Linked DNA regions of Homo sapiens: region 1 is linked to region 2. A link is a loop called in an ENCODE intact Hi-C map of the cell type or tissue named here. Cell type or tissue: mammary epithelial cell. All regions are shown on one strand. Links, peaks and the distances in the headings refer to the core of each region. The heading gives the core; the rest is flanking DNA. Region 1 overlaps PLA2G4E (phospholipase A2 group IVE). Region 2 has its middle 37 kb from the start of PLA2G4E.

Evidence for each region. Peaks named below come from ENCODE experiments on the same cell type or tissue, not always from the same donor. Only the 100,000 strongest peaks of a DNase experiment are listed, where the experiment ranks them.
Region 1: a loop joins it to region 2, with 12 times the contacts of the local background. A loop is called at or near these places in 97 of 110 quality-filtered maps.

The regions. Positions count from the first base shown.
Region 1 is chr15:41,987,014-41,992,385 of GRCh38, forward strand. It overlaps PLA2G4E (phospholipase A2 group IVE), which reads right to left. Exons shown (of 20, transcript NM_001395548.1): 14 at 3,108-3,222; 15 at 2,402-2,539; 16 at 1,036-1,143; 17 at 159-362. All of the region lies in intron 3 of PLA2G4E-AS1 (PLA2G4E antisense RNA 1), which reads left to right. Among named protein-coding and RNA genes, the nearest start is that of PLA2G4E-AS1, 17 kb to the left of the region's middle. In mammary epithelial cell, for the core only: a CTCF peak has its summit at 2,682 (motif pointing right); a DNase peak (open chromatin) is centred at 2,708.
Region 2 is chr15:42,055,008-42,060,379 of GRCh38, forward strand. No RefSeq gene overlaps it. Among named protein-coding and RNA genes, the nearest start is that of PLA2G4E, 37 kb to the left of the region's middle. In mammary epithelial cell, for the core only: CTCF peaks have their summits at 2,241 and 4,887 (motif pointing left); a DNase peak (open chromatin) is centred at 2,654; H3K4me3 peaks cover 739 bases; H3K27ac peaks cover 2,087 bases.

The DNA.
Region 1 (5,372 bases), core at 129-5,128, 68 kb before region 2:
ACACCACCAAATGTGGAAAACACCATGGGGAGAGAGGTGCCTGGCCCAGTGAACATAGCCAGAGAAGTTTTCTTATTCTTTATCCATGGCAGCCTTGACATCCACATCTTCCTCCTCCATATGGAGGCAGGCCTCAAGGAGTAGCCAGGTAGGGTTACCTTTCCACCTAGAGAACTGGCCATTCTGGAGGTAGTTGGTGTGCAGCTGCAGCCCAGACAGGAAGTTGTGAAACTCAGACACGAAGGACCGATGGGTAAGGATTTCTCGGAAAGAATTGGACAGCCATGACCCTGGGATCACTACCGTGGTCTCCAGGATGTTAGCATCACATTTGGGGATTTCAGGCAGGATCGGCTCGTCTTCTGCAGGGGAGGGAGGGATGAAGGGCAGGTCATGAGAGGTGGAGTCCCCAGATTGCCTATGCGAAGCCCCACATGGTTGCCTGGCACCCAGGGGTGAGCACTGTAAAAGCAGCTCATACCTTCCTTGCTGGGCTCTCAAGGTCCTGGCACTGGGGTTAGGAGGATTCAGGTGAGAGACATGGAGTAAGCAGAGAGGTAGTAGAGAGGGAGGGGGAGCGAGACAGCTAAGAAGCGTCCTGGAGAGGACAGGGAGTTTCAAAGAGTGACCTGTGACTGCTATAGACCCTACTCTCCTCACTTCTCCTGGGTGCTGGCAGCCTTGCCTCCAGGCCTTGGCGCTGGTGTCACTCACCTACAGTCACCCTCCCCTCCAGGCAGGGAAGACACTGTAGCCCCAGCTGCCCTCCCACGTCTTAGGCCATAGGTGACGATGCGGAAACATGTGGCAGGGGGCCTCATCCTCGGTTTGTGGTCCACACCCCGCCCCCCATCACCCAGCCATGAGGGAAAGCCGGGGGCCGCCCCCCATCACCCAGCCATGAGGGAAAGCCGGGGGCCGCCCCCCATCACCCAGCCATGAGGGAAAGCCGGGGGCCGCCCCCCATCACCCAGCCATGAGGGAAAGCCGGTGTCACCCATCACCCAGCCATGAGGGAAAGCCGGGGTCACCCACCGATGTCCTGCACTTTCTCCCTTGTCCACCTGTGGAAAAACTCCTCCGAGGTGTGTGACAGGTTCCAGGCATCCAGCAGGTTCAGGGAGAAGATGCTGCTCCACAGGCCTGGGAGCCAGGGCCAGCGTGAGCAGCTCCACCCTGCAGCCCCAGGCCCCACACTGACATTTGATTCCCCACTCCCCCCACCCCCCCACCCCACGCAAGCCAGGCTGCTCCACAGGCGGGACAGACTTCAGACTTCCATGTCCTTCTCCCCTTCCCACTGCAGCTCAACACAGTGACTGAGGGGCTCAGCTCTCAGCTCTTCTCTTCCCTCCCCTCAGTGCCGGGAGACGTAAAGGTGTATAAGGCACAGCCCCGGCAGGGATTTAATGCTGGCAAGTGCAGGCTTTGAGTTTAAGTCCAGCTGCTGTCAGTGAATACATCTAAAGCATTTAGGGCAGCACCTGGCACATGGCGAGCACTCAATAAATGCAAATGCTATTTGTTATTATGATTTTTAAATGTAGGCATTAGACATTGACCCATTTGGAATCTCTATAAGGTGGGTTTTACTCTTAAGCCTAATTAACTAAGGAGAAGATGGAGGCTTCGACAGGTGAGGCAATCTGGCCAACTTTACACAGCTAGTGAGTGAGAAGCCAGAGTTCAGAGTTCAAGCCCACGTGTTTTGCCCACAGTTTTCTAAACCACATGCTCATCAGCATAGGTGTTCAGGGGAAGGAGAGGCCACCGTGGGCTGGGGGCTTCTGGGGGAAGAAGTGATGGGACTGAGTTGGATCTTGCAGGATGGGTTGGTTTGGGATAGACAGAAGGGGAAGGCACAGACAACTAATTTAAATAAGGGCGTGTTGGGGCTGTGAATGTGGGTCTGTTTCTGAAGAAGCCCTTTGACGGGCGCAGCTAAGACTCTGAAGGGAAGAACTCGAGTGGGTCCTGCATTCGGTGGGCCCAGCTCATGAAGAACCGAGGCGCTTAGGGTGGGAGGCTGGGCTAGGCTTCTCTGGTGACCCTGCCCCTTACCCTGTGGTCTCCCTGGACCCTCGGGTCCCAGGTCTGGGTTGGCCCCTGGAAGCAGGCACACTGCTGGCCGAAGCTAGACGGGAGTGGGTGGGAGTTACAGAAGCTTCCGTCTGAGTCTGCTGTTCCCAGTGTGGTGCTGAGCAGGCTGCAGGGAGACTGCTGGAGACCAGGAAATTGGGAGAGCCCCCAGACCAACTCTGGTCCCCAGTGACTTGGGACCACTCCTAGGATGAGACAATGCTGGCAAGTGCCCCGAGTGTCACATAATCAGGGGCCAACCCAGGGTGGCCCAGCACTGGGCAGCAGCCCCCTGTCATTCCGCCAGTTGCAAGGCAGTCACCTAGCATGTAGCAGATTCGAGACTCCGGGATCCTCTTCACCAGCCGCCCCATGAAGAACTCGGAGCCGAAGAGCTCGGAGGGGATGAAGGCCCCATACTTCTGCAGGCCCACCTCGTAGGGGGAGAACTCGAACCACTCTGCACATGAAGCAGCAGGACGGGGGTCAGTCTCAGGCCAGGGAGCCGTCCACACAGCCGGGCCCCCCTCCTGCCTGCAGCCACTGGCTCAGGCCTTGGAAAGCCTGGGACAGGGAGGCCGCAGTTCCCCCAAAGGACACATGGGGGCACCCTTGGCCAGCTTCTGCTGGTGTAGCAAGGGTCAGCTTTGCCATGCTTTGCAAGGAGGATGGCTCATTTGCACCTCAGAGCCTGTTGAATGGGACAAAAACTGACCCTGAAGCAGGGCAGCTCTCTCGAGTCTCTCTCTCTCTGGGCAGCGTAGAAATATCTTCCTTTCACAACCTTTGTCTTCCCCAGTGTCATTAAACACATGCCCAGGGAAGCTGCAGACAGTGCCTGCCGGCCTCACCCATGCAGCAGGGCAGATTGGGGTAGCAAAGGTGATTTCTCCAGCTGTGTGCACAGTCTGGATGTAGAGGTTGACAAAGATGAGTGGGATTGGGGGACCTGGAGGTGCTGGGTGCTTTTGCCCACCAAGAAGTCCCCCCCTCCACCCCACTTGTAAATCACCAGCCACTGGTGTTACCTCTGAAGTCCTGGTTGCTTACATCATCCTTGACATTGATGGTGAGGTAGATGGGCAGGGGGTTCTGGCCGCAGCTCAAAGCAGCACGCTGATCTGACAGTTTGCATTCATTTCTCTGTGGGGAAACAAAATGGTTAAAGAGAAGCAGCAGCCCAGAGGGTGAGGGAGGCAGTGCAGAATGAGAAGACAATCTGGACCCCCGCAGCCACTTCCTGGCTCCTGAGCTCACCGGGCTGCTGTATCGGCCCCAGCTGACACCAGCCAAATCACTCTGAAAGGGCACCAATGGCATAGGCACCACCCCCTCGGGCTGCCCACCACCAGACAGGGGCCGGGACTGGATCCGCAGTTTAGGACAGTCTCTCAGAGTCCCAGGGTCTTGGTCTTAGGGGTCAGCAGATAAAGAGGAAGGGGTGGGAGAGGCTAGCACTGCCCCTCTTCTGCCCCATCGTCTTCCCTCTGCTAGAACTGGAGCAGCTCCATGTTTAGCATCTCCATTTTTTAAAAAAAATCAGCTTGGCATGTTGAGCTCCCTCAACTGAGGGGTAAAAAGTTGGGGGAAAAGAAGTTTCCCTTCCTCCGCTCCCCTGCCCTCCCCTCCCTCCCTCCCCTCCTCTTCCCTTCTTTTTTTTTTTTTTTTTTTTAACAAAAGACTTAGGACTTGAACACTAGATGGTTGCTGAGGTCACTCTAATCCCCAGAGTGGGGAGCCTTTCAGATCAGCCCGGGCCACAGTCCACCTCCCAAAGTGAATCAGCCACTGCAAACGAGGCAGAATCAAGGTCTTAGAGGCCCAGGCTCTGACCCCAGGCCAAGCAGCTGACTCCTGGGTGACCAACCCTGGTCACCCCAGTGTGCAAAGGCTACAGAACCTGTGTGGAATGGCAAACACATGTATATGCCCAATGACATGTGGGTCTCCTTTGAAAGAAAACAGGGTCATAACTGGGCCCAGAGATCTGGGCATCACAGAGCCCACTGTCCTGGAAGTAAAGCTGCAGGCTCAGGGAAGAGCCGGTCCACATTCATTGTCAAGGTGGCCCAAGGGAAAGGGGCTCCTGTCCTGGCCAGAGCGCAAGAGCAGAGGCCTCTCAACAACAACCCTGCCCTTGCTTTCCTGGGAACCCAGCTCCTTCCCACCAAACCCCCAGAATGCTGAGACTCCTGATGTCGGAAGACTCGGTGCTTCCTCCTCATCATATGCGGCACTCATGATTGTTACAATATTGTTGAAAATGTTAACTAGCACTTATTGATGTAATTCCCACTTAAGGAATAGTAAAGAGCAGGGCCTGAATTTCAAACCCATCCTGACTGAATCCCAAGGCCGATGCCCTTGGCCTCTGCCTGCTCTGCTTCATAGGGAGGACAGGTTAAGTGGTGGGTTATCACAGGGGCAGGGTGGGTGGGATCCATCAGAAGTGGCGAGGGCCTGGGGTTGGAAGCCATGTCCCATTCCTTTCTGAATCCCCATTTGCCAGCGCAGTTCCTGGCATGCAGGAGGTACTCAAGTAATTTAATTGAAGGAATGAGGGAAGATTGAAGATGAGGGTCCGGTCATTCTCAGGTGCTCAAACTGTCTGGCTTTCTGGAAGATGGAACCTACTATTATAAAAAATAATTGCTGCAATGACTTTCTGGCAAGTTCTGATTTGAATTCAGAACTCCCCGGACACCTTTGGAGTGGAGCAGGGAACCGTGGGCCTGGACAGAGGTGGGAAGCTCTCCTCTGGGGCCAGGCAACAACAAAAGTTGTTAATCTCGGCTTGTGCAACCTAAAGGGCACAGATGTCAGCTGAGCCCACCCTGATGTCCAGGATCGCAACACCCCTTGGAGATCCCTGTGCTGTGCCATGTGTCCAGGAAAAGGACCACCCTGTGCTGGGTAGCAGCTCTCACAGCAGCAGCCACCCAACACAGGCTGGTCCTCTTCTTGGGCACGTATTAGTCAGATCACTGGATCTCAGAATAGGAAGGAACCTCATTGGGCCCACTGGTGGCCATGAGAACGGGCCCTGCAGACCTCCAACTGTAGAGAGTGTTATTGACTGAGGACCCCAGCTGCTGTGCTCTGAAATCCACAGCTGAGTCTGTGCTGAGGCTGCACTTCCTGTGACTGAGTGGGGCAGGGATACTGAGGCTGGCCCGTTCTGGGAGACGCGGGACTCCTGTGACAGCCAGCTTTGGCTGGAGGACCCTCCAAGGGCCTTGCAGACCACATGGTGGTCTGGGATGCTGCCGCCTGACCTTTCTTCCTCTCCCCAC
Region 2 (5,372 bases), core at 325-5,324:
GAAAAAGAGAAAAATGTATTTTCTGGAGCAAATTCAATTAAGCCAATTTAATTTCTTGATCTTCTTGATTATTTTTAATAGAATAATACTTAGCAATTTCCAGTTTTGCTGCTTATCTTCGTTGGGACCAAGTCTTTTCCACACACCATGAAATCATACCCTTTATGATGGGTTTTACCTTTTCTTTGTGGCCGCTATCTCTTTACAAGTCTAATTTTTGCCAGGACAATTTTTTTATTCTTAAGATGTGGTTCTCTAAAAGTTTATCATGTGAAATTTTGGTTGGTTTCATTTTGCATTGGTTATTCACAAAAGTAATGTTCATTGCATTGGATAAAGGACTGATTATTTGTTTTTATTTTTTATTGCAAAAAGAAAACATAAAGAAAAGGCATTTTCCATGGTATGGTTAAAATGTCAGGAAGCTTTGTTACATTAAAATAGTTGTTTAAAATGTGGGAAAGCCTACAGATAGAAAAAAAACAAACAAAAAACATCCTTAGTTTCCAGGGGCAGGATCTTTAATAAGGAAAGATTTTCTCCAATAAGAGAGGCCCTTCACGGGAAGAAGAGTGGGGAGATCACATAGGGAAAGGGGCTGTTGGACACACCAGAGATCTGAAGCCACATGGGAAGAACCATCCCACTGGGGCCTAAATTAAAATGTCCAGATTGGCTCTGGGCACATTTAACTAAATGTGTAGGGTAATAGTGTGCCTCTAGGTTTTGGAAGCTGAGGACTTACTTAGTGAGCGTTCTACCCACCTGTAGATCTTCCATTTTAGGAATTGAATAAGAAAAAAAAATTAACAAATACAAAAAAATACACATAGCAATTAATGTAGGTTGTTTACACATGATAATGTATGAGACCATCATAATGGTTATGGTCTCATATCATTAGGAGGACTCTATTCAAGAAAGGAGGATTTAACAGAGTATAGCTGGGGACAGTTAGTAGAAAAAATAAAATTGTTTCATGTTTGCCCCCGGAGTGAGCTGAGGCTCTTCAATGAACTGGTTCAGGTTGTAAAGGACATGGAGTAGAGACCGTGCCTGGCAAGACCCCAGGGACAGCAGCTGCTGCTACCACCCTTAGGTACAAGCAGGATCTGCCCAAGGCACTTGCACTTATGTTTCAGGGAGCAAAAGTCTATTTAATTTTGCTCTACAAAAGGGAGATGGGGCTTTATCAAAAGGAGCTGATTACCTTCAGCCCTGGATCCAGGTGTATCTCCTTCCAGGTCCATGGAAGACATACTGGGTGACATCAGGAAGACATGAGAGGCTAGGCTCAGTGCCTCTCCAGTGGTTCCTGATTCAAAAACGGATGGTGCCCACCCACCCAGGAGGTGCTGGGGTGCTGTGGGAGGGTGGGGCTCCCACAGCTCTTAAGAGTATTATTGGCAAGTTATCCAGTCTTTCTGAGCCTTAGTTTCTTCCTTGGTAAAACAGGGATAATAATGATACCGACTTTATAGAAGTGCGAGAACTAACGCCTGCCAAATAGTAGGGCACAATTAATGTTAGTGTCTTTTCTGCCCAATTGCCCAGTACAGAAAGTGTTGCTTCAGTAACCTAGGCGAATGCCAGGACTGATTCATAGGAATATCATAGATATATTCGCAACGTCTAAAATGATCTCGTTATAACAATGATCGTTTTTACAAAAATAAGATATATTGACTGTTTTGTATCCCATGAAGGTGAGGGGAGGGATTTTCCTAACTTTCCTTCCAGAATCCGCTATTAGGGTGATGGACTCAGCACCTTTCTGTCCTCCCCTACCCGTCTTAAGAGTTCCTCGTCACAGAGTCGGAAATGGGGATAGAGCTTGGCCCAAGTTAGAATTTCCACCACTCCAGGGGCAGAATGCAGAAAGAAGAGAAAAGTAGCGGGGGGCCTGGCGCAGCTGCTAATGCGGTGCAGAAACTCTTTGAGCTGCCACCCTGGCAGGGCCGGCCTTGGGGGATGTGCCTGAGGATGGTGGGTGAGCAAAGCCACCTGCCCCGGCACAGAGCCTGCGGGTTGTGCTCTGCAAAGCCCTCCCGGTTTCATTCCCAGAGACCGGGCGAGAAAGGGCAAGCCAGGCAGCAGACGCTGGGGGGCGCGTGGCCAGGCTACCCGGATCGTCCAGCGCGACATGGAGTCTGTGTGTCCTCACCAGTGCTGCGTGACAGGAGCCGGGCACCACCGACGCCATAGGCTTGTCGGTGTCTCAGCACTGACACCGTGTGGCCCTGAGAAAAAGCAGTGAGGGGTCCGCAGAAAGTCTTGGAGACGGGAGGTTGTCCCATTTCCTTTCCTCGGGATGTTAATCAGCATCCCTGGGACTTTCCTGGTTATCGCTGATGGCAGAAGTCCAGGAGGGAAAGGAATGTGTCTGAGCTCAAAGGCTGAAGGCTTCAAGACTTAGAAGTCAATTCGATCACTAATGAGAAAGAATGTAATCTCAAGGTGAACTCCAGAGTAGGGAGTGAGTGTGTATCGTGACCTTGGGGGCTAGTCATCACCCCAGCCTAGACAAAGATGATGTAAAACACCCGCGTCAGGGTTGTGACATCCTCCTGACGTCGAGGAGCGACCGCCCCTTCCCGGATGATGTGGCTCGCACAGCTTACACTTTCTCCACCTCCGCTGGCCGTACCTGCTTCAGTAAGTGGCCCTGCCATCCACCCAGTTGCGTAATGGATTAGTCAAGACTCTCTTAGTCATAGGTAGGAGCCAAACTGAACAAGCTGAGGCATAAAAAGCAATTTACTGCCTCACCTAGCTGGGCAAGAGGCCGAACTAACTCACAGGTTTGACACAAGGAAGATTCTGGGAAGTTGGAGAAGAACAGAACCTGGGATTGGCAGCGGCCAGGGCTGTTTGTCCTGCCCTTGTCTCCTCTGTCCCCCTTCACCCACTGGCCTCACTCTCTCTTTCTGTAGACAGCCCTCCTCCAGTGGTGGGGATACAGCCCCTGGCAGCCCAGGCTCAGCCACCCCAACATCAAGGGAGAAATTTTTTCAACAGGAATCTTTCTAATAGGGAAGGGCTCAGATGGGCTTGCTCAAGTTAGGTGTCTGCCCCCCGAGGCAATCCCCAGTGGCAAGGAGATGACACACTGAGATAGGCCAGTCCTGGTCACACCCTCTCTCCTAGGGCTGCTGGACAGGAGTTGTCAACAGAGAAGAGTGACAGGAACACTTACTTGGCAGGCACAAATCACAGGTTGCTGTGCTCCACTATGCAGATGATGACACCCTCAGATTTTTTCTCTTTAGTAAACTCTTAAAACTAGACATATACACAGAAAACTGCATGAATTATGAGTGTGCAGTGTTTATTCACAAGAGCAAGGACATAGAATCAACCCAGGCACCCATCAAAAGTAGATTAAAGAAAATGTGGTGCATATACACCATGGAATACTACACAGCCATAAAAAAGAACAAAATCGTGTCCTTTGCAGTACCATGGATAAGGCTGGAGGCTGTTACCTTAATTGAATTAACACAGAAACAGAAAACTAAATACTACGTGTTCTTACTTGTAAGTGGCAGACACAAAGATGGGAAAAATAAACACCGGGAATTCCAAAAGCGGGGAGGGAGAGAGTGGGAGAAGGGTGGACAAACTGCCTATTGGGTACTATGTTCGCTACTTGGGTAGGGCCCAAACCTCAGTACCATGCGATATACCCATGTAACCCCAAACCTGTACATGTACCCCCAGAATCTAAAATTTGTTTTAAAAAAGAAAATAAATATGTATAGAAATAGCAGAATGTAAGATACCTTTAAGTTCACCTTTCAGAGATAACACTGATGATGTTATCAGCATTTATTATTTTCTTTAAGGATCTCATTTCTATTTATTTATTTATATATATATATTTTTTAGAGACAAGGTCTCACTCTGTTGCCCAGGTTGGAGTGCAGTGATGCAGTCATAGTTCACTGCAGCCTCAAACTCCTCAGTTCAAGTGATCCACCTGCTTTGGCCTCCCACAGCGCTGGAATTACAGGCATGAGCCAGCACACTCGGCCAAGAATCTCATTTTTTAGCCTCACTTTTAAAAAATAAAATAGAAAGTATACTGCATAAAGAAAAAAAATGTGCAGCTTCATTAAGTTTCCCTTTTGAATACACCCATGTAACAAGCATCCTGATGGAGAAACAGAACGTCACCAGCATCCTAGAAACCTTCCTTGGCTTCCTTCCAATCATGGCACACCTGTCTTCCAAAGGTAAATGCTATCCTGATTTCTGCTACTGTAATTAGTTTGATCAGTTTTGGCACTTTATACCAATGCAACTGTTCAATATTTTATTCTTCCATGCCTTGCTTCTTACATTCAACATTATGTTTATGAAACCCATCCATACTGTGTGTAATACAGAGTGTTTGTTTTCACGGCTGCATAATATTCCATTGCATGAATACTCCAAACATTATTTGCCCATTTTACTGTTGATAGACACCCTGGCCGTGAAGAGGAAAGTCCCAAGTGCCATTGGGTTGTGACAGTACTGTGAGAGACTTTACCTAGGCATTTATGTCTTTGAATTTTGCTTTGAATCATGTTCTTCTTTGAATATATGTGTAAATGCTGGCTGCTAATTAATATATAAGGTTGTCACATGAGTTTAAAAGCATTATTTCAGCCAAGCGCAGTGGTTCATGCTTGTAATCCCATCACTTTGGGAAGCTAGGCAGAAGAATTGCTTGAGCCCAAGAGTTCAAGACCAGCCTAAGCAACATAGCAGGACTTCTATAAATAAGAGCGTATTTTGTGGAAAGTTTTACGGAGTGACGAGTATGCTCTGTGCTCTTGGGGACCACTACTCCAGGCAATTAATTGTCCTGGCAACACCGTCACTTGGCAACACAGCCCCCTGGTGGCAGCCACCTGAACTGCAATCTTACCTCAGAAAAAGTTAATTGCTGTTTTTCAAACCGGGCATTATAGCAAGTGTCACAACCCAGGACATAATTTATACTTAGACCAGTAATCATTTATGTGAATAAAAGTGCTCCATCTCCATGGCATTGTATCTAATCAGGATACAAGTCCATCTCTAAAATAATGATAAAAATTTTTTAAAGAACTACCATTTATCAAGTACTTCCTGTGTCTGGTACCGTGCCACACCCTTCACATACAGTATTCAGCGTCATCCCTCCAGCAGTGCTGCGGAGTGGCCATTGTTGTCACCTTTTAGAGACAAGGAAGCAGAGGCTTGCAGATGTTCAGGAATCATCTCAAGGTAAATGGAGCCAGGATGGCTTCTCCCACAATCATGATCTCCTCTGCCCCCTGCGATTGGAGGCACCTGGCTGTTCCACGCTCACTCAAGGTTCATTCCCACAGACCAGCCCCCAC